Regions from separate parts of the Homo sapiens genome. Here all the other regions are linked to region 4. Evidence: read pairs that join two places in POLR2A ChIA-PET (ENCODE). Cell type or tissue: MCF 10A. All regions are shown on one strand.

Region 1 (5,000 bases), 95 kb after region 4:
TTGTAGTTGGGATAGTCATGGGCTGTAGCAACTGGTAATATCTTTCCTTTGCCTAACACTTTCAACTTCTCAAAGTACTTCACATCTATTTCTACCTACTATTTGCTCTATAGCTCCTAGAAGTGCATAGAGAATTATTACTAGCTCCCTTTTGTAGATGAAGACAAAAAAGGCAGAGATAATGATAAGCATTATTAAAATCTCAGGGCTATAAACAAAAGAGCCGGCCTGGAATCTGTGTTTTCTAATTCCCAGTTCTCTCCTAAATTAGGGCTATATACTTCGTAAAATTACAAATAATATTTTTTTATCAGAAAAAAACTAGAGATGATCTAATGCAATGATTTTAAATGTTTAACATAGCAGAATCATATTGCAAATATATGCAAAATCCATCAATTCTCCCTTTATCCCCATGAACTGCTTCCTAATGCCTAATCTCCCTGGAACCCAGTTTGGAAGTCACTGATGAAGTCTATCCCATTCATTTTCTATACAAGGAAACAGCCAGAAAGACCTCACTGGGATGTGCCTCAGGTTACTCAGCTGGTTAAAGGAAGAACTAGAATCCTGCCCTAGGGTTCTCAATTTTTAGTTTATTATAAACTATCCATCATCGCTTGAGTTTTCTATAGTCTTTTACACCCAAGCAACTATCATAATCTGCATTTTGTTGTTTAAATTCTTTTATTCTCCTGGCTTCATTTGTGATTGCTTATTTTTTATAGCAATAAGTTGAAAATATAAATCAGAAAATTACTTCACAGTTCAGTATTTAGTTTGTTAGTGGAATTCTTTTCAAGCACTTAAAAAATCGTATGGGTAAGTTACCAGGGACATCATAAAATATTATAGTTTGCCTATCAGTATCAGCATGTGGAGCACAGAAAAATCTTATCAAGAGAAGTATCACAGAGTTACATCAGCAAAATGACAGAGGAGAGTAAACAGCTCCAAGCTCATGTCCCTCCAAAGAAACATAGAAAAACAAGCAGAATTGCCAGAACCAACTTACAGGACTCTCTAAAACAGTCAAAGCTTTACAGAACCAAGTGGAAGCTGAATCCAAACAACAGCAAAAAAAGGCAAGTTAAGAATGGTAGAAAAGTTTTGTGGCATTCTTTTATTTGCACTTGCCCCAACCCCTCCCCAACTGAGAAGAGGTCTTTAGGATGGCAGCCTGCATCCCCAGGGTGGGATGCTGATCCCTGGTTCCAGAGAGAACACAGCAAGACTTATGTGTAAATCATTCTGTTTGTCTGCTCTAACTTGTTGAGGGCTACCTGAAGAACTGATGCAAGGTGCTCATCTCTGTTTTGCCTAATGTGGAGCTTACTCAAGACAAAAAAGTGGCAGGCATTGCTCAAAATCAATGCAAGATAAATGAGAAACTCACAGCTGCCTTGAGCAAAATATTACAGTCAAGGTTTACAATAGAACACCTAAAGCCTGGGAGAAAAAATGACGATAGTTTCTTTTGGAAATTTGGGCATTCAAAAGCACCTGTGTATACTGGAAAATCTAGAAAGACACATGGATGCCCAAGGAAGAATGCATTCTCAGAAAACATCTGGGAAGACCCTAAACTTTCACTTTTTATCTCTAGACTCAGTGCAAGCAGGAAAGAAAGATTGAGGCAGGGTTGTAAAGAGCCTGACTAAGTGCTGAAGTGTTGAAGAAGGAGTACATTAACATAGAGTCATCCACAGAGATGGAAGAGGTGGGGTTTGGAGTTTTTTGTTTTATTTTATATTTTGACTTGTTTAATATTGTTAGCTCTTGATGTTCAAGGAAATCTGTATCAGAACAACAACTGAACACAAGGTAAAGGAATAGAAGTTTCAGGGACACACAATGAAGAATACACAGTCTTTGGAAAAACAGCCTAAAAGAGTCACTAAAGAAACAGATGTGTGTAGCCTTCAACAATCAAAAAGAGCACATCCTGGGGAAGGGGAATAATCTGTTTTCCAGAGTTAAACTATTGTAATATTCAAATGTCCGTGTTTCAACAAAAAAATTGTAAGGCATAAAAAGAAACAAAGAACTCTGGTTCATTTTCAAGAAAAAAACAAATTCACAGAAACAATCCCTGAAGAAGTGAAGTCATTAGCATTACTCTACAACAATCTTAAATCAACTGTTTTAATTATTTTCAAATAGCTATAGAAAACCACATAAGAACTAAAAAAAACTAGAAAAATATATGAGCAAAATGATGATATCAATAAAGATACAGAAATTAGAAAAAGGACCTATATAGAAATTTTAAAGCTGTAAAGTAAAATAATTGAAATAAAAAATGCAGTAGAGTTTTTCAACAGCAGATTAGAGCAAGCCAAAAAGAGACTAAGTGAACTTAAAGAGAGAACAATTAAAAGTATCCAGTCTAGGAGCAGAAAGAAAAAAAGAATGAAGAAAAGTAACCAGAACATAAGAACCTATGGGCCTCCATCAAGTGGACCAGCTATGCATTATGGAGTCCCAGAAGGAGAACAGAAAGAGAGATGGGGTAGAAAGAATATTTGAAAAAATAATGGCCAAAATCTTTGCTAAATTTGATTAATGACAAGAATTTACAGATTCAAGAAGCTCAACAAACTCCCATACAATAAACTCAAAGAGAATCCCACTGAAACATGTTACAATCAAACTGTCAAACCCATATACAGAATTTTGAATCAGCAAGAAAGAAATGACTCGTCATGCAGAAGACATCCTCAACAAGGATAATAGCTGATGACTCATCAGAAGGCATGGAGGCCACAAGGCAGTGGGATGACATACTTAAAGTGCTGACAAAAAAACTGTCAACTAAGGACTTTAAAACTATCTTCCAAAGGTGAAAATATTAGGATATATGCAGATTTTTTAAAGCTGAGAAAATTCGTTACCTGTAAACCTGCCCTTCAAGGAATGTTAAGGGCAGTCCTTCAGGATGAAACAGAAGGACACCAGGCAATAACCTGAAGCTATAAGAAGAAATAAATATCTACAATAAAGTTTACTAAATAGGTAAATATTAAAACCAGTGTTATTGCATTTTTTGTTTGTAACTACACTTTTTATTTCCTACATGATTTAAAGATAATTGCATGAAAATCATTGCAAATCTATGTTATCTGTATATATATATATCATACTACATAAAGATAATATGTATTATGAAAGGAAAAGAAATCTTGGGGCCCCCAAATCACTAAACTAAAGGGAAAAGTCAAGTGGGGAACTGCTTAGGGCAAATCTGCCTCCCGTTCTATTCAGTCACCCCTCTGCTCACTGAGGTAAATGCATATCTGATTATCTCATTTGGAGAGGCTAATCAGAAACTCAAAAGACTGTAACCATTTTTCTCTTATCTACCTATGACCTGGAAGCCCCCTCCCTGCTTCGAGTTGTCCTGCCATTGCCTCGGGTTTTCCCACCTTTCTGGACTGAACCAATCTACATCTTACACACATTTATTGAAGTCTCATGTCTCCCTAGAATGTATAAAACCAAGCTGTGCCCCTAATACCTTGGGCACATGTCATCAGGACCGCCTGAGGTTGTGTCATGGGCATACATCCTCAATCTTGGCAAAATAAACTTTCTAAATTAACTAAGACCTCTCTCAGATTTTCAGGGTTCACAGTATCTTTATATTTTATGTTAGGCACACAATATATGAAGATATAATTTGTAACAATAACAATAACATAAAAGGGGATAGAGCTGTATAGAAGAAGAGTTTTTGTTTGCTATTGAAGTTAAATAGGTGTCCGTTCTAACCATATCACTACAAACTTAAGATGGTAAATATAATCCCCCTGGCAATCCCTGAGACTGTGTTTAAAAAGTATACACAGAACTCAGCAAGCAGGGCATCAAAACGGTGTGAAAAAAAAAATCAACTAACCACAAAGGAGGCAGTAATGGAGAAAATGAGCATCACAACAGTAATAAAACATGCAGAAAACATATAGAAAAAGAGCAAAAGTAAGTTCTTCCTTAACTGCCTCAAAATTAAATGGATTAAAATCTCCAATCAAAAGGCAGAGTTTGAAAGAATAGATATTTTAAAAATGATCCAACTATATGCTGTCTCCAAATGACCCACTTTAGATCCAAACAGACACAAATAAATTTAAAGTGAAACGATAGAAAAATATATGCCATGCAAACAGTAACCAAAAGACAGCTGGAGCAGCTATAGGTATCAGGCAAAATAGACATCAGTCAAAAACTGTCAAAAAAGACACAGAAGGGCATTACATATTGATTAAAGGGTTAACTCATCAAAAAGATTTAACATTTATAAACAGATATGTACCAAACAACAGAGTCCCAAAATATATGAAGCTAACACCGACTAAAGTAAAGGGAGAAATAGATAATTCTATAATAACAGCTGGAAACTTGAATATACAACTTTCAATAATGGATAAAACATCTGGACAAAAGATCAGCAAGAAAATAGAGAGTATTAACAATTGTATAAACAACTAGAAACAGACATATATAGAATATCATATGCAACAACAGCAAAATACACATTCTTCTCAAGTGCACATAGAAAATTCTCTAGGATGGACCATGCATTAGGTACAAAACAAGTCTCAATAAATTTAAAAGAATTGAAATAATAAAAAGTATCTTCTTTGACCACAATGGAATAAAGATATAAATCAATAACAGAAAGAAAACTAGAAAATTCACAAATATGTGCAAGTTAAATGACACACTCTTAAGCAACAGGGGGTCATAGTTGAAATGACAAGGGAAATTAGAAAATACTTAGAAACAATTGAAAAGAGAAACACAACATACCAAAATGTATGGGATGCAGCAAAGGTAGTATTCAGAGGGAAATTTATAACAGGTAAACATCTACATTACAAAAGATGAAAAGTCTCAAATCAATAACCTAACTTTACACCTCAAGGAACTAGAAAAAGAAGAATAAGATAAACCTAAAACTAGCAAAGGAAGAAAATAATGAAGATTAGAGCAGAGATAAA
Region 2 (5,000 bases), 80 kb after region 4:
ACTTCCTTATCCTGCCTCCACCCAGGGGCTGCGTGTACTTCAGGGCACATGAGTCTGAAGCAGTCGACTCCCAACTTTTCTGAATGTGAAGCCCTATTAGTTAAAAACTTTTGAGCATGTGTTCCTTATGTATTGTTACAAATTAATATATTACATTATACACATTTGCTCAAAAGCAGAAAATTTAACAGAATGAGACATTACTTATTTTCTGTGTAGTTCCTATACACAGAAAATAAGTTGGCAGACCATCCTCTCCTCTCATCTATAATTAAAATACAGTGTAATAAATTGGAAAAATTTCTCACTTTTTTGATGATTTTGATATTATTTTTATAATATCCTGCAAAGATGAACCACTGTAGCTTTCCTGCCTTCTGGGTTATATTCCCTGCCTGCAGGCAGAGACTGTGGAAGCCATGGCTTTTGTGAGTGCCACTGGGCTGGACCTGGGCTCTGCTGGGGCTCCTATTGTGCTGGGTGGTCTGAAGTCTGGCCCCTGAATTCTAGGATAGGAAGAACAGCTGGGGGAGTTTAGGAATGAGGGGTGGGCCCAAAGGGGTGCCGAATGACTCAAGGCAGATGCATTTAACCAGGTCCGGTATTATCATAGATTTATTTGTTTTGGGAGGAGAAATACAAAATTTTTGGAAAAATATATCACATAACCAATGGAAATATTTGCAAACTGCTCTCTACGTCACATGAGTTGCTTCTGAAAAGTACTTTCGTTGTTACTGTTAACTTGTCACCTCCACATTGTACATGAATGTGTGTGTTCCTGTGTATATCTTTTCCTTCGTTTTCAAAAACATCCGTGTTCTAGTGACAAGAATGTCCTTATTAAATATTTTCCAAATTTGGCACACTTGTCTTTTTGTAAATGAAAAATTTCTAATTCATCCTTAAACTTTATAACTGTACTTTATTTGCCCTGAGATAACTTAGGAGCCTCTAAGAGGCACAAATTATTTGTATGATCATTCCTTCACCTCATTACAAAATGTGACAATCATCCTATATTCTTAGACAGATGATATCTGCAGGGCTACTGACAAAGACTCTCTTCTTGACCAAATTCTAGTCAGGCTCCACTGAGCCCCCTTCTCCACTAGGCCTCATCCTTGGCCTATAAAGGCTTGAACAAACACAAACACAGTTTCTAGCAGCTCAAGGCCACATCCTTAGCATGCCCCTAATCTCCTTAAAGTGCCTGCCTGAGAAATGCAGGGCTGCCCAAGGAATTTACTGTTTGTTTCAGCCAAAACCTGAAGATAAGTACCCTGTCTCCCAGCCTCCAGAAGGGCAGCGCTTTGAGAAGGAGCACTTAGAAAATCCAGATAGTTTCCACATGGACCAAGCTTCCTCCCTCCCGCCTTTGATGATTTTTCACTTCCCTGACTCTCCTGAGTCCCCACTCACACCTCTCCTCATTCCCTTATTCTTCCTTTAAAATGCCTAGTCACTGCTGCACAAATCAAAGTGCTGATTGAAGTCTCTTCTTACCACTTTAACTAGTGCCTGGCTTTGTTTATTTTTGACACTGTTTAAGCCAGAAATAGGTTAACTGCCCCACGTCACAACACAGGGGGCATAAAACAAACATGGGAGGTTGGCACCATCAATCCTATTGCCATGGGATGGGTCTGGATGGGTTCATTTCTTCACGGAATTCACAGGGAAAGACAATTGCCCAACACAGTCTGAGTCAAGACAGCAGTATCAGTCTGCACATTACCTGTCAGTACAACTTATTTTCCTGCTTGTTTTCATTAGATCAAAAAATACATGTAGATTCACCTTCTAGCATTTTCATGTACTTCCAGTGGGCCATACTGCATACACCCCACATTCGGAACCAGGGATCTGAAGAGCAAAGTTATGTAAGGAAAGCGCAATTGGAATTCATGCCCCACAGTCCACACCCCGTAGGAGACGGATTCCACATGGGGTGATTCAGACTTTACCCTGGTTAGCCCTGGCCCAAAAATGCCAGGCTCTTGCATGTGCGGGGCATCATCTGTACAGATGGTATTCCCATCTGACAAGCAGGGCTTTCTTGGATCCACGGGCACTGTGCCCAGTAGATGAAAAATGTGAGCAGCACAGATTCAAGCCACTCTTGTCTTCTTAAAATAAGCAATTCATTTTTTAGGGAGCTATTTTTAATAGCATTAGTTACTTGGCAGCTGTTTCCAAAATGGCTTCCACAATTCTAAGAAGCTGTGATTCATCCTTTGGCCTGGCAGTGTCCTGGGTACATGGAAATTCCAGGGGGAGTTATAAATGCCACTTTTCATGCTTGGAGCTCACAAAGTCCTCTGTGAAGCCAAAAGTGAGATTCGGCAAATTCCATGACAATGAGAAACAAGAACCAGTATTCAGTTGATTGTTGGTCAAACACTCCTGTGTTACCCAGTGTGGGAATCACACACATTAGCAACTGGAAGCCACTGAGGTCTCTCAGTCTGTTCCCTGTAGTCTGGATGGGATCCTTTCTTCATGGTTGTTTTCTGGATTATACTTATTTCCACATTGGCTTGCATTACTTTTTTCTGTTTTTTATTTTTACTCTATATTATTTTACAAAATAGTGAAGTATGCATAAAATTTTTTGGTTTTTAAATGTTCTAATTATTTTTATTTGCTTTTCACATTTAGTAAAAATAAAAAATCTCAAATAATACGAAAGTATGGAAAATGAAAAGTAAAAGACCCCAACTCACAACCCCTTCTTCATTTGGCAGAATTAATCACTATTTTGGTTTGTCTTACTTCACTATTTATATATGAATTTATTATACCATATTTAAGATAGATTAGGTAACTATCATTACCATTTTGTTAGATATGCTGCCAGCATTTTCCAAGTAAATGCAAGCATACACATATATTTTTGTATTTACTATTTTTATTTAGATTTTTCTGTTTTCACTGGGATGATGCTATGTATACTGATCATCATTTCCTGTTTTGCATGTTTTATTTTGCACTTCTTTTTACATTGGCACAATTGCCTTTATAATTGTTGCACGGCACTTCTTTTATGGAATCATCATAATTTATTTAATTGCTCCATATGAATGGGAATTCAGCTTGCTCCAGGTTTTTACTATGACAGTGTGGTGCACCCAACATCCTCACACTTAACAATCTTAGTAAATTGGTCAATTTCTAGACATGAGATCTTTAATATGTTAATTATAAATTGACTAAATAGAATGCAGTTGCATTTGGAGAAAATTTCACCTTAACAGTGCCACCAATCATCATTGCTGTCAGAATTGAGAATTCTTTTAATGTATTTTTAAGTTTTTTAAGTTGCAGCAAAATGCACATAACACAGAATTAGCCTTCTTAAACATTTTAAAGTGTATAGTTCAGTGGCTTTAGTATTATACATTCTTATGGTTTTGCAAGCACCAGCATCATCCATCCACAGAATTCTTTTTATCTTCCCAAACTGAAACTCTGTTCCTATTTTTTTGTTTTGTTTTTCTTGTTTTGTTGTTTTGTTTTGGTTTTGGTTTTTTTTCATGACAGAGTTTCTCTCTTGTTGCCCATCCTGGAGTGCAATGGCGCGATCTCGGGTCACTAAAACCTCTGCCTCCCGGGTTCAGGTGATTCTCCTGCCTCAGCTTCGAGTAGCTGGGATTACAGGCATGCACCACCATGCCCAGCTAATTTTTGCATTTTTAGTAGAGACAGGGTTTCACCATGTTGGTCAGGCTGGTCTCGAACTCCTGACCTCAGGTGATCCACCCACCCCAGCCCTCCCAATGTTCCTGTTAACACTAACTCCCTCTTCCCCCTCTCCACAGCCCCTGGTGACCACTATTCTACTTTCTGTCTCTATGGATTTGATTCTTTAGGAGCCTCATAGGAGTGGGACCATATAGTGTCTGTCTCTTCATGATTGGCTAATTTTACTTAGCATGATGTCCTCAGGGTTCATCCATGGTGTAGCATGTATTAGAATTTCCTTCCTTTTCAAGGCTGAATAATATTCCATTGTATAGATATACCACATTTTATTTATCCATTCATCCATAGAAAAACACTTGTTTAATATATTTTAATATTCACTTAGTTGCAAATTTTCTGATCCTTCAATTGTCTAATTTAAAATCAGGAAATTTGAGGAAAACACACATATATGAGTCCATCATAACTCTAAGGTCCCACTGCATGACTTTATAGGTGAAGAGGCACTGATGGTCTGCCCTCCTCCTCTGCAAGTACCTCTGGAAATCTTTGTACAGGCGATGCCATCACCACCCTTCTCAGCAAAGCCAGAGGGCTCAGCCTGCAGCCCAGCCCCTCGTGGCAGGTGCAGCCCTGCTGCTCATCGGAGGGATGCATCGTAGGCATTGTTAACACACAAGAGGAGGTCACTGAAGAATGTGATTGTTCTGCCATTGTGTTTTTGTACGGTTCTTTTTTCTCATGAAACTTCATGGAGAAATTTAAGAAATGTAATCAAAGTATCTGCACTTAAGTTTAGAGCCCATTGCATGTCTTTGTGAGAGTCTGTGGGTTTCTGCTACCACATGACTTAGACGGGTTAGATTTGGGGAGCTCACTTTGTCAAAATTTCCCTGGCATTTTGTCTGAAGAACCTAAGTTAATTTTCTTTTTAATGAAACTTTCCTCCAAAATACTTATAAAACACAGAATCTTGATTTATTCTCAATTACTGCCCCAAAACTACCAATTTCATCTCATGACAAGACTAGTAAAAGGCAAAAAGTGAGATGGAAAACAAATTACAAATGTATTCTGGCTGCTGGGTGATGAAAACCAATACATGTAATTTTAAAATAAAGCAAGGACAATTATTTTTCAATAATTTCAATAGAATTAATAGAATAGGAAAGGAGTCCTGTTTACATTGTTTTTGTTGTTCTTGAAGCTCTGGCTTTCCTACAGACATGGCCTCAATAATCTTTCAACAGCACCCTGACGTAGACAAGGTGCACAGGGTGGGAGAACAACCGGGC
Region 3 (5,000 bases), 72 kb after region 4:
ATATGATTCAACCACATTTAGGAATATTAAATATGATTAAATTTAGATATGTTTCTTATAGGGATTACATGAGATTAAGTTATCCTATGGGGACTATTATAAAGATTTGTCTAAATATTTAGAGTACTTATACTTAACATATATGGATCGACTCATACCACTGTAAGTAAGTATATATATGTAAATGTGAGGTTTGTTTCAACCAAAACTTCAGAAGATGAAGAGTATAATTTTCCATCTCAGCTCCTTGTATCACATTTAAGCCTATATCCCATCTGTTCTAATATGTTCAATGATTTCTCAAAGTTTTTGGTCCACAGTTGGGACTTTTAAAATGTATTCTAGCATTATGATGTTTCACTTTTGAAACCCAACATTGTGTCATTTATTAAGGTGAACCTTAAGATGGTGGGAAGGTGGATGAGCTCCATCCGTCATCTTATATTAGAAACATCATAACCAGCCGTCAAGAAGGTGTTTTTCCCTGGAATATAAATATTTTATTATTAAAATGTCATGGCTCCTGAGAATATGAATAAATATGTTATTTAAAAGCATACCCAATTATTTATCTACATCAGTTTAGACTCATGGATTCTCATATTATTGTGGGTTATATTAATAATTTATTATTATTATTTATTTTTCTCAAATTTTCACAGATTTGGCCATGAGGAGTCCTTTCAAATTGGGTCTACATACCTTTGATATGTTCCCATCATTTTTTTGAGATCTTCCTTACTTTCTGGCACCTCAAAATGTTCAGGTTTGTCTGGTACTTTCCTTGCCCCAGACCTGGAATCAGAACGCAATAGAAATTTTAGGTAATAGATGATGTGCTTATTGATATTGGGGTGTGATTGCTTCCAGGCCCTCTCAGTCAATGAAACCAGGAGTACATCTGTGATTCCATACTGATATAAATATATAATTGTATAAATAAATAAATGGGGGAAAAAGAAAGCTTTTTGGTAGATTTTTAACTACAAAATGTAAAAGATATGATGGAAATAGAAAATTACCATTTGGCAAACACCATACAGATCATTATTTCAGTAGAGTCTAAAATTAGCGGACAAAAGTATTAAGCATAATGAGAAACAGAATAGTCACATAGTCTCAATGTATCTCCTCACAAGACACTTATTAATTACAAAGAGAAAAATAATCTATTTACAGTGAAGGAAGCTGGCAGACACACAACTTAACCAAGTGATCAAAGTCCCCATCACCAGAAATGGGATGGGCAAATGGGCTGTGTGCTCCTTGTGTGATGCACTGACAAGTACATAGCAGGACTCTGGGATGTGTCTAGCAGAAGTTCATACATCGTCTGAATCTAATCACAAGGAAGCATCAGGCAAACCCAAACTGAGAAATAGTATCCACAAGAACTAGCCAGTATTCTTGAAAAATGTCACGATCATGACAGACAAAGGAAGATGGAGAGACTATTCCAGATTAACGGGGACCAGGGAAACATGACAACTAAATGCCACGTGTGATTGTGAATCAGATCCCAGATTAGGAAAAGGGCTTCATAGGACAATGGGTGAAATCTGAGGAAGGTCTGCAGATTAGATAATAGGATTGAGTCAGTCTTAACTTCCTGATTTTTGAAAGTTTTCCTGTCATTTGGGAAACCTGGGTGAAGGCTATACCAAAAATTCATTTAGTATTTTGACAACCATTTTCTAAATCAAAAATCATTTTAAATGAAGAGGTAAAATATTAGAAACATTTTCTAAAAGCATACCCAGAAACAGTTATGTGAAAGGAACCAAATGCCTAGCCATGAAATATTGCTGGCTGCCTGTTAGGGTAGCTGCTCTCAGAAAGACCAGGAGAGCGCCCGGTCTTTCTGAACTAAGGCGGGTTATGACTAACCCTTCTCTTACCTGAGGCTACACTTATTAGCAGCAAAAGGGCAATGACCACAGCAGCCTCTGGAGGCTGGCCCTTCTAGAAGACCAGGTAGGGGAAGGTTCTTATACATCCCGAGTGTACCCTAAAGGATAATTGCATTAGAAAATGGAGTACTTTTTGGCCAGGTGCAGTGGTGGCTCACACCAGTAATCCCAGCACTTTGGGAGGCCAAGGCGGGTGGATCCCCTGAGGTCAGGAGGTCAAGACCAGCCTCGCCAACATGGCAAAACCCCATCTCTACTAAAAATACAAAACTTAGCTGGGTGTGGTGGCAGATGCCTGTAATCCCAGCTATTAGGGAGGCTGAGGCAGGAGAATCGCTTGAACCTGAGAGGCAGAGGTTGCAGTGAGCTGAGATGGTGCCATTGCACTACAGCCTGGGTGACGGAGAAAGACTCTGTCTCAAAAAAAAAAAAAAAGAAAAGAAAGAAGGAAAGAAAACAGAGTACTTTTTAATTTAAAATATATATTTAAAAGATGTGTGCTAAAAACATTTTTGCTACCATCTTCAGCTACCAAAAAAACCACTTGTGACATTATATATTTCAAGGTTATATTGAAATGCACAATTAATGCAGCTATTTTGATGAGCTATCAGTTGTTTGTTTTTCTTTTTTGCAACTTGGATGCTATGGTCTGAATACTTGGTAATATCTGAACTAAGGAATATTTGGATTTCAGGCACTGGTTAAATTTACATTATGAACAATAAGCGCTCTTCTCAGCATGAGAAAATGTTTTCTGAATTCAGGCACTTGTAATAACACGCAAAATTAGTGAAACAGCAATATGTATATTAAATTCTTGAGTGGAAATGACTTTAATGACTCATACTTTACTCATGACATTGAGCACGGAACTTGACTCATAAAAGGTTCCCTAACAGATTTTTAAATGATTTAATATTTGTTTATCCTCAAAGTTTATTTGTTTTAGAATATTTGCCTATGCATTGTCTTTTTTTGCACGGCATGGAGGAATATCTTCTTTGGTTTGCGTGTCCTCTTTGGAATAAATAACTAACTCATCTCCAGTACTAGCTTATTTTTAAATCTAAGAGTTCATTATCTTCACTTTCGATAGTCTTTCATTGTTGCAATCTCCATAAAGGGGCCCATGGCAAAGCTCCTATTGCTCTGGCCTCTTCTTGAACCCTCGTGGGTGGGACTAGGGTTCCAGACATTCCCTCCTTCTCCAGTATGTCTAAACATACTCAGAATATCATTTTTTATCTTATAAAAAAGAAGCCCTCTGCTATGCTGAGTATACTTAACGAGGTCTGCAGGGCAAATGTTAATCTATAGGATATACACAGGATGTTTAGAATACGTTTGTATATTATAAACCATATAGCCAATATACCATGTGTATTCACTCATGCACATATACACTCTGCATGCAATTCTGTGTGTTTCTAGGCATATAGCTAAGAATGAAGTGGTTGAAGCTTGCATGGAGGAGGTGGAGACCTTGCTAAAATCATGATGTGTTAGCTAATAAATATAAGTAAAATCTCTGACCACCCACAAATGCTTCAGTTAGAAGAAATGTGCATAATACATTTAAGTGACTGATACATTTTAAATGTTGGAGATTGGCACTGTCCAGGGTAGTGGAAAGAATGTTCGACTTAAATTTAAAATATACAAATCCTAATCCTAGCTCGACCACCTGTTACAGAGTCATCTAACTTTTCTAAGTCTCAGGGGTTTTTTATTTATAAAATGAAGTAAATATGCCTATCTTCCAAATACGAGCAGATTAAACAGAAAATGAATGTGGCCACTTTTTGTAAATATTAAATTGCTTCATTCAGGTATTCCTCAAATATGTATTGAGTGCCTCTGCATTAAATGCTGGGGACACAGCCATAAATAGGTCAGATATTGTCCTGCTCTGATGGACTCTCCCTTCTGATGGAAGACAGACATTCAACAATTCATTACACAATGTATAGTTTAATTGGCTCTGAAGCCTTTATCAAAGGGACCTATCCTGGCTCAGTCTGGGGAGTCAAAGAAAGCTTTCTTGTGTTGGTGTATGCTGAGCTGAGTAAGAATTACAGATGGCAGCGGGAGGAGAGAAGAAAACATACCAAGCAAAGGAAGCAGCATGTCTAGGGGCTCAGTATCTTGCCCACTGTGGTGCTAACAACAGTAATGCATTTATGTCTAATGCAATGGGAAGTCATTGAGTGTTAGTAGCTTTTTAGTAGCTTTCATTTTTTTAAAGCAGTTCTAGGTTCACAACAAATGACAGCAGAAAGTACAGAGAGTTTTCATATACCCCCTAATGTCCTCCATTAGCCTTCTTGACCATTGACATCCTGCACCAGAGTGGAACATTTGTTACACAGTCAATGAACCAGCATTGACACATCATCGTCACCCAATACCCATAGTTTCCATTAGGGCTCACTCTTGGTGTCGTATGTTCTATGCGTTTTGTACATTCTATGCAGAGGACATATATCTATCATTGTAGTATCATAAAGAGTTGTTTTACCACCCTAACAGTGATTTTGATAAAGGGAGAAACATGTTCAAAATTGCCTTTCAGCAGGATCTCCAGTGGCAGCATGGTAAATGAACTGAAGGTGTCCAAGAGTGAATGTAGGAAGTTGATCTAGACTAGAGAAACTTTAGAAATTTGGGTTAAAATCCTTGAAGGTCCATGGAGAGATGAGCTCAAGACAAATGAGGGGAGGAGACCAGAGCAGAGCCCATCATGGGACAGCAGGAAGTAGCCACAGGGAGAAGGTAACTGGGAGTTCCTACACAGAGGTCACTCTCACTCTAACCAGAAATTCAATAAGCCCCCTGTCCCTGAGAGTTCAAACAAAGCTCATTGTTCACATGGCTTCTTTATGAGAATAGCCTTGTGTCCACTCACTGAAATGTCCATGACTTCGTCATGCCTATAAGGACTTAACATGTTTAATATTATCAGCTTCCCATGAGCATGTCCTCGTGTTTATTTTCTGAGACACATGATAAGACAGAGATCGGAAAGTGCCTCAGCTTTTCTTAGCTTGACTTTTCCACCTCATTCCCCAGGTCAAAAAAAACTGTCCT
Region 4 (5,000 bases):
ATTCAAAAATATTATTGAGCATCTACTACATATCAGGCATTTTTCTAGACCCTGGAGAAACAGTATTGATTGAAACTCATGGAGCTTACATTTTAGCAGGGGAGACAGACACACACAAGGTAAAGAAATAAACTACATAACATGTAAGGTGATGATAAGTAAAAGGGAGGAGGATGGAATGCAGGATGAGGCAGATTCTAGACAAATAAAAAAAAACAGTGCCCTTTTCCTGCAGGATATAGTTTGGCCTTCATGCTCAGTCAAAGCACCCTTCCTCTAGGGAATGCAATCCACACTTGGACATTCCTTGGCAAGTGGAGCAAGGGCTCCATTCAGAACCTGCTTGCTCCTTGGATCAGGTGCCATGATGCTCTGCAGCCCAGCTATGAAGTGGGGAGTTCATGTGTGTGCCTGTGTGTGTGTGTGTGTGTGTGTGTGTGTGATGCAAAGCTCTATTTACTCCAATACTGATGGCACAGTGTTCAAAAGACCAAAAAACAAACCTGGAGCCAGCAAACAAGACATAAGATTTATTGAGGACTTATACACAGGGTCATCCAGAGGTGGTGGGCTGGACAGGAAAACTGCTACTGTTTATAAAAAGCATGCAGTTTATATAGCATTTTCACTTATCAACCTCTGCCTAGCAGCCTCCATTTCAACCAAAACAAAGGGCCTTGATCCGCTGTACAGCCTGCATTCCAAGGGATGGGCCAGGGGCTAGGATGTTCTTCATAGATAAGGAGTGAATCTCTAGGTTGGCCACTCTTGGATTTCGTAGCTTGGAACTACAAACACACATACGTCTCAGATCAGAGGGTCATTCTTAGGATATGCTTAAGTTATTGCTGTTCAGTGCTTCTGCCATACAGTGTGATTTTACGGAAAGCGGCCAGGGCAGTCCTCCCTAGGGAGGTGACACTTGAGTGAGGACCTGAAGGAGGGAGGTAGCAGTGCTGTGATAGGTGAGGGAAGAGCAGGAAGGGCAAGTGCAACAATATGAGGAGAGAGCCTGGCGATGGGTTGCAGAAAGGGCAGGGGGTCAGGTGGCTATGTGAGCGTGACCAGTGTGGAGGGAGCGAGGAGAGGGCAGTGGGGGGACAGGGTTAAGGGAGGTTGCACAGGGATTAAGGCTGTAGAAAAAACATTAGCCTTCATGACCACAAGGGAGGCATCCTCAGAGGCCTTGGCAATCACACCTAACACATTTTGTCAGGATCTCTCTGGCTGCTGATTTGAGGCTCGGTTAAAGTGGGGCAAAGGTGAATGCATGAGGCCCAGTTAGAAGGCTACTGCATCATCCAAGCAAGAGATGCCCAGTATGGGTCTTATCTAATTCATCTGCAGTCAGCATAATCTTTCTGAAGCCCAGTTTGATATGTTTCTTCTTAGTAAAGAATCCTTCAGTGGCTCCCCAGTGCCCATACAATTGTCAACTGAAAAATGATGAGGTTCATAAATTTAGAAAAGGGAGCTTTATTTCTCATAAAGGGTTGCAGCCTGCAGGTGGCCATTCTGGCAGACTGGGAAATGTAGCCTCTGGCCAGAAGCCAGAAGCCAGAAGCCAGAAATAGGCACTCTGAGGGAGGGGCAAAGGGAAAAAAAAATTATGTTGAATGGAGTGGTCAAATATACATATTCAATAGGCTATGGGAGGGATCATGAATATTCATGAAAAGAGAAACATGCACATGTGCAGTGGAGCTTCAGGCCCCTTCATTCGTCCTATGTACAAATAATGGTGGCGTTAGCATGACCTGGGGTTGAAGGTGTCAGCCCTCTGACATCAAAAGGTAAAGCAGAGGATGTGAAATTCTCTGTAGATTGGTCATAACCACTGGGTGGCTGATGGGCTCTTATTTATTTATTTGTTTATTTTTTTTCAGATAGGTATCACTATGTTGCCCAGGCTGGAGTGCAGTTGCTTTTCACAGGCACGTTCCACTACTAATCAGCACAGGAATTTTTACCTGCTCCATTTCTGACCTGGGCCAGTTCACCCCTCCTTATGCAACCTGGTGGCCCCATACTCCCAGGCGGTCACGATATCGATGACAAACTTAGTGCAAACACCCAATTGGTATAGCACACTACAGCCCAGAACTCCTGGGCTCAAGGGATCCTCCAGTCTCAGCCTTCTGAGTAGCTGAGTCTCTTATGAGGCATAAAAGGAGGGGAAGTGTTAGACAGTTTGTTGGTATCAGTGGTGGATTTGAAAGGGCTGGTATCTGCTCAGCCTTTAGGGACGGAAGTCTATTTGTGGTTAGCAAAGGAGCAGGTATAACTAGGTCTGTCTGATCTCCCATCCCATCATGGCTGAGAAGCCAGTTTTCAAGGTTGCTCTGTGGTCCCCTTGACCAAGAGATGGTCCTTTCAGTAGGTTGGGGGGCTTAGCATTTAATTTTATTTCTCAAAACGAATTTCCTTGTATTGGATAATGGACTAACCCTAACCAGGCCTTCCTCTTTTCCAGCATCATAGCCAGGCAACTCCTCTCTCTAGCTCCTGTTTGACACCCTACTCTTCTGAACTCTAGCTACAGAATTTCAAGCTGATGCTCCAAATACCTCCTCTGGGCTGCACTTGGAGTCTCAGGTGACAGATCAGTTCTATAGAGGCAGGGCCTGGGGCCTGGCTTTGGAAGATCTTCAGGAAACACCTGTGGAGCTTCCAAATTGGTGAACACATTAAGGTATTGGGAGGTGTCATGCACCCAGAGAGGCATGGGAACTCCATGCCTCTTCCCTACACCTTGCCCTATGCATCTCTTCCACCTGGCTGTTTCTGAATTGTATCCTTTGTAATAAACCAAATCAAATGATGATTCAGAGTGCATATGCAAGCCTCATAAAACACTTGGAAGAAAACAGGATTTTAGCATAGCACCTCACTTTGCACATTAAAAATGGAAAAATACGATAGAAGAGGTGTGCCAGGCTCTATCTCTGACTCAGCACCTATGGCCAGAAGGATCAGATGTCTGGCATGTGCTCTGCGTTACTTCATGTTCATTGCTCTTGAGAATGCACCATTGCTTCTTAGGAAGTAAAGAGAACACAGCCTCTGGGAGGGAAGCTATGATTCACCAGGTGTGCATGGTGTAACTTCATTGGGTGGCGCAAGGGCTCTCCACTGTTGGAACACTCTTGGCTTCTGATGACAACTTTCTTTACTGGGAATTTTGCCCACTAATTTATAGGTATGAAATACCAAAAAAAAAAAAAAAGAGAGAAAAATTAGAATCTATGTAGATAAAAAACTATGTTATATAATTTCATGTTTTTCTTAAAATACAATGTAAAGAAAATTTTATCTGGTGTTTTACGTAGCATTTATTCTGCCTAATTCTTCTAATCAACAGAGAAAGTGAGGAAGAAGAAATGAAACAAAAGAAGCAAACTGGGGGCAGGGAGACTCACTATGCACCCGTGTTTCAAGCTCTTTATGGACCTGATGTCATGTAATCTTGCAACAACTTTGTGGTGTGGGTATTCTTACCCACTTTTGCCCATTTAGGACATTAAGAACAAGACCTACCTAAAACCTACCTAAAATCACATGGTAAATGGCAGCTTGAAATTTTACTAGGATGGCTGGCTTCAAAACTTGTGACAGTTCCACTCTACTGAACTGTCTTTGAAAAAGAGAGAAACACCTATGATGGTGAAGGAAGAAATATGCAGGCTGGAGAAGGGGAGAGGCAGAGCAGGGGTGAAGGGAAATGCAGGCTGGGGAAAGGGAAGGAAGCACGATGCTCAGAGCAGCTGGAAGATGACTGGCTGTGTTTGGGGCACCACAGCATCTGTTGCAATTGGCCTAAATGGCCATTTTTTTCTTTGAATTGGTCACCAACAATGAAAAATCAAGGAATTTTTGTGTGTGTGTGTGTGTGAAATCTGAATTGCTAACATCTTTTGAAAGCTCAGAGAGGAGGCCAAGCTGAGCCTGCTTTCCACATGGTGACACTTAGCTGGAGCTGAGGGTTAGCTGTCTCCTCTGCCCAGGCCTTGGCTGGGAAGTTTCCTGAAGCATCTCTGACAGAGTTAGGCTGACCCAGAACACCCACCATGGCCCAGCTGTGTGTGCCTTCATGCCCTATGTCTTTTTAAACTCTGCCCCAGCATTCTTGACTATTCTTTAAGACCCTAGGAACCTATTCAAAGGCTGCCTACTCTGTAGAGCCTTCTAGTACAGCCCAGACAACTTACTCATTACTTTGGAAACCGTTCTAGTACAGTGTGTAAGCTCCTTGAAGGCAGGGCTGTATCTGGGTCCCCTTTCTTTTCTTCTTTTTTTTTCTTTTCTTTTTTCTTTTCTTTTTTCTTTTCTTTTTTTTTTTTTTTTTTTTTTTTTTTTTTTTTTTGATAGAGACAGTGTCTCACTTAGGCTGGTCTTAAATTCCTGGTCTCAAGGGATTCCCTCACCTCGGCCTCCCAGAGTGCTGGGATTACAGGCACGAGTCACCACACCCAGCCTGGTTCCTATTTCTATATGAGCTTCTAGCACAATATCTGGCTCACAGCTGGGAAACCATAACCATTTAGATGAAATGGACTTATGTTAGATCAATAAAAACTTTGCAGAGTTACAAAATCTAGAGTATCTCATTGAAGAGAGACTCAAACCGCTAGACCTTTTCAAGACTGAGCACTACCAGCAGGGCCCTTGGAGCTCATTCTGCGTCTGTCTGCCTGGCATTCCCACAGAGAGGTTAGGGTGGCATGTCCCCATCACACAGCCGGTGTGGAAGCCAATGAGTTCAAACAAAACGTGGCATGCCCAGGTGGATTGGAAACACTTCCTCAGCAAGCCGCCCAGTTTTGATCCATGTTTAAATTTATTTTTTGCTACAACTCAGTACACACACTGTTAACTCTAACATCTGTCAGGGAGGGCTTGTGTGAATGGGCCCCAAGCAGAAGGGAATGGAGTGTATGGAGATAAACTTGTTGGGAGGGTGAAGAGGGAAGGCTTCGCAATGTGGCCAGAGCCATCGCCAG

What was found. Peaks named below come from ENCODE experiments on the same cell type or tissue, not always from the same donor. Only the 100,000 strongest peaks of a DNase experiment are listed, where the experiment ranks them.
Region 1: POLR2A ChIA-PET joins it to region 4 with 12 read pairs; 3 of 35 experiments call an interaction of 5 or more read pairs at or near these places.
Region 2: POLR2A ChIA-PET joins it to region 4 with 17 read pairs; 2 of 35 experiments call an interaction of 5 or more read pairs at or near these places.
Region 3: POLR2A ChIA-PET joins it to region 4 with 16 read pairs; 2 of 35 experiments call an interaction of 5 or more read pairs at or near these places.

Annotation. Positions count from the first base shown.
Region 1 is chr1:232,125,135-232,130,134 of GRCh38, reverse strand. No RefSeq gene overlaps it. Among named protein-coding and RNA genes, the nearest start is that of DISC1-IT1, 200 kb to the right of the region's middle. In MCF 10A, no CTCF peak of the experiment used is centred here; a DNase peak (open chromatin) is centred at 2,734.
Region 2 is chr1:232,139,892-232,144,891 of GRCh38, reverse strand. No RefSeq gene overlaps it. Among named protein-coding and RNA genes, the nearest start is that of DISC1-IT1, 220 kb to the right of the region's middle. In MCF 10A, no CTCF peak of the experiment used is centred here; DNase peaks (open chromatin) are centred at 1,671, 2,001 and 2,271.
Region 3 is chr1:232,147,871-232,152,870 of GRCh38, reverse strand. No RefSeq gene overlaps it. Among named protein-coding and RNA genes, the nearest start is that of DISC1-IT1, 220 kb to the right of the region's middle. In MCF 10A, no CTCF peak of the experiment used is centred here; a DNase peak (open chromatin) is centred at 2,780.
Region 4 is chr1:232,220,030-232,225,029 of GRCh38, reverse strand. It overlaps the pseudogene RN7SL299P. Among named protein-coding and RNA genes, the nearest start is that of DISC1-IT1, 300 kb to the right of the region's middle. In MCF 10A, no CTCF peak of the experiment used is centred here; a DNase peak (open chromatin) is centred at 3,049.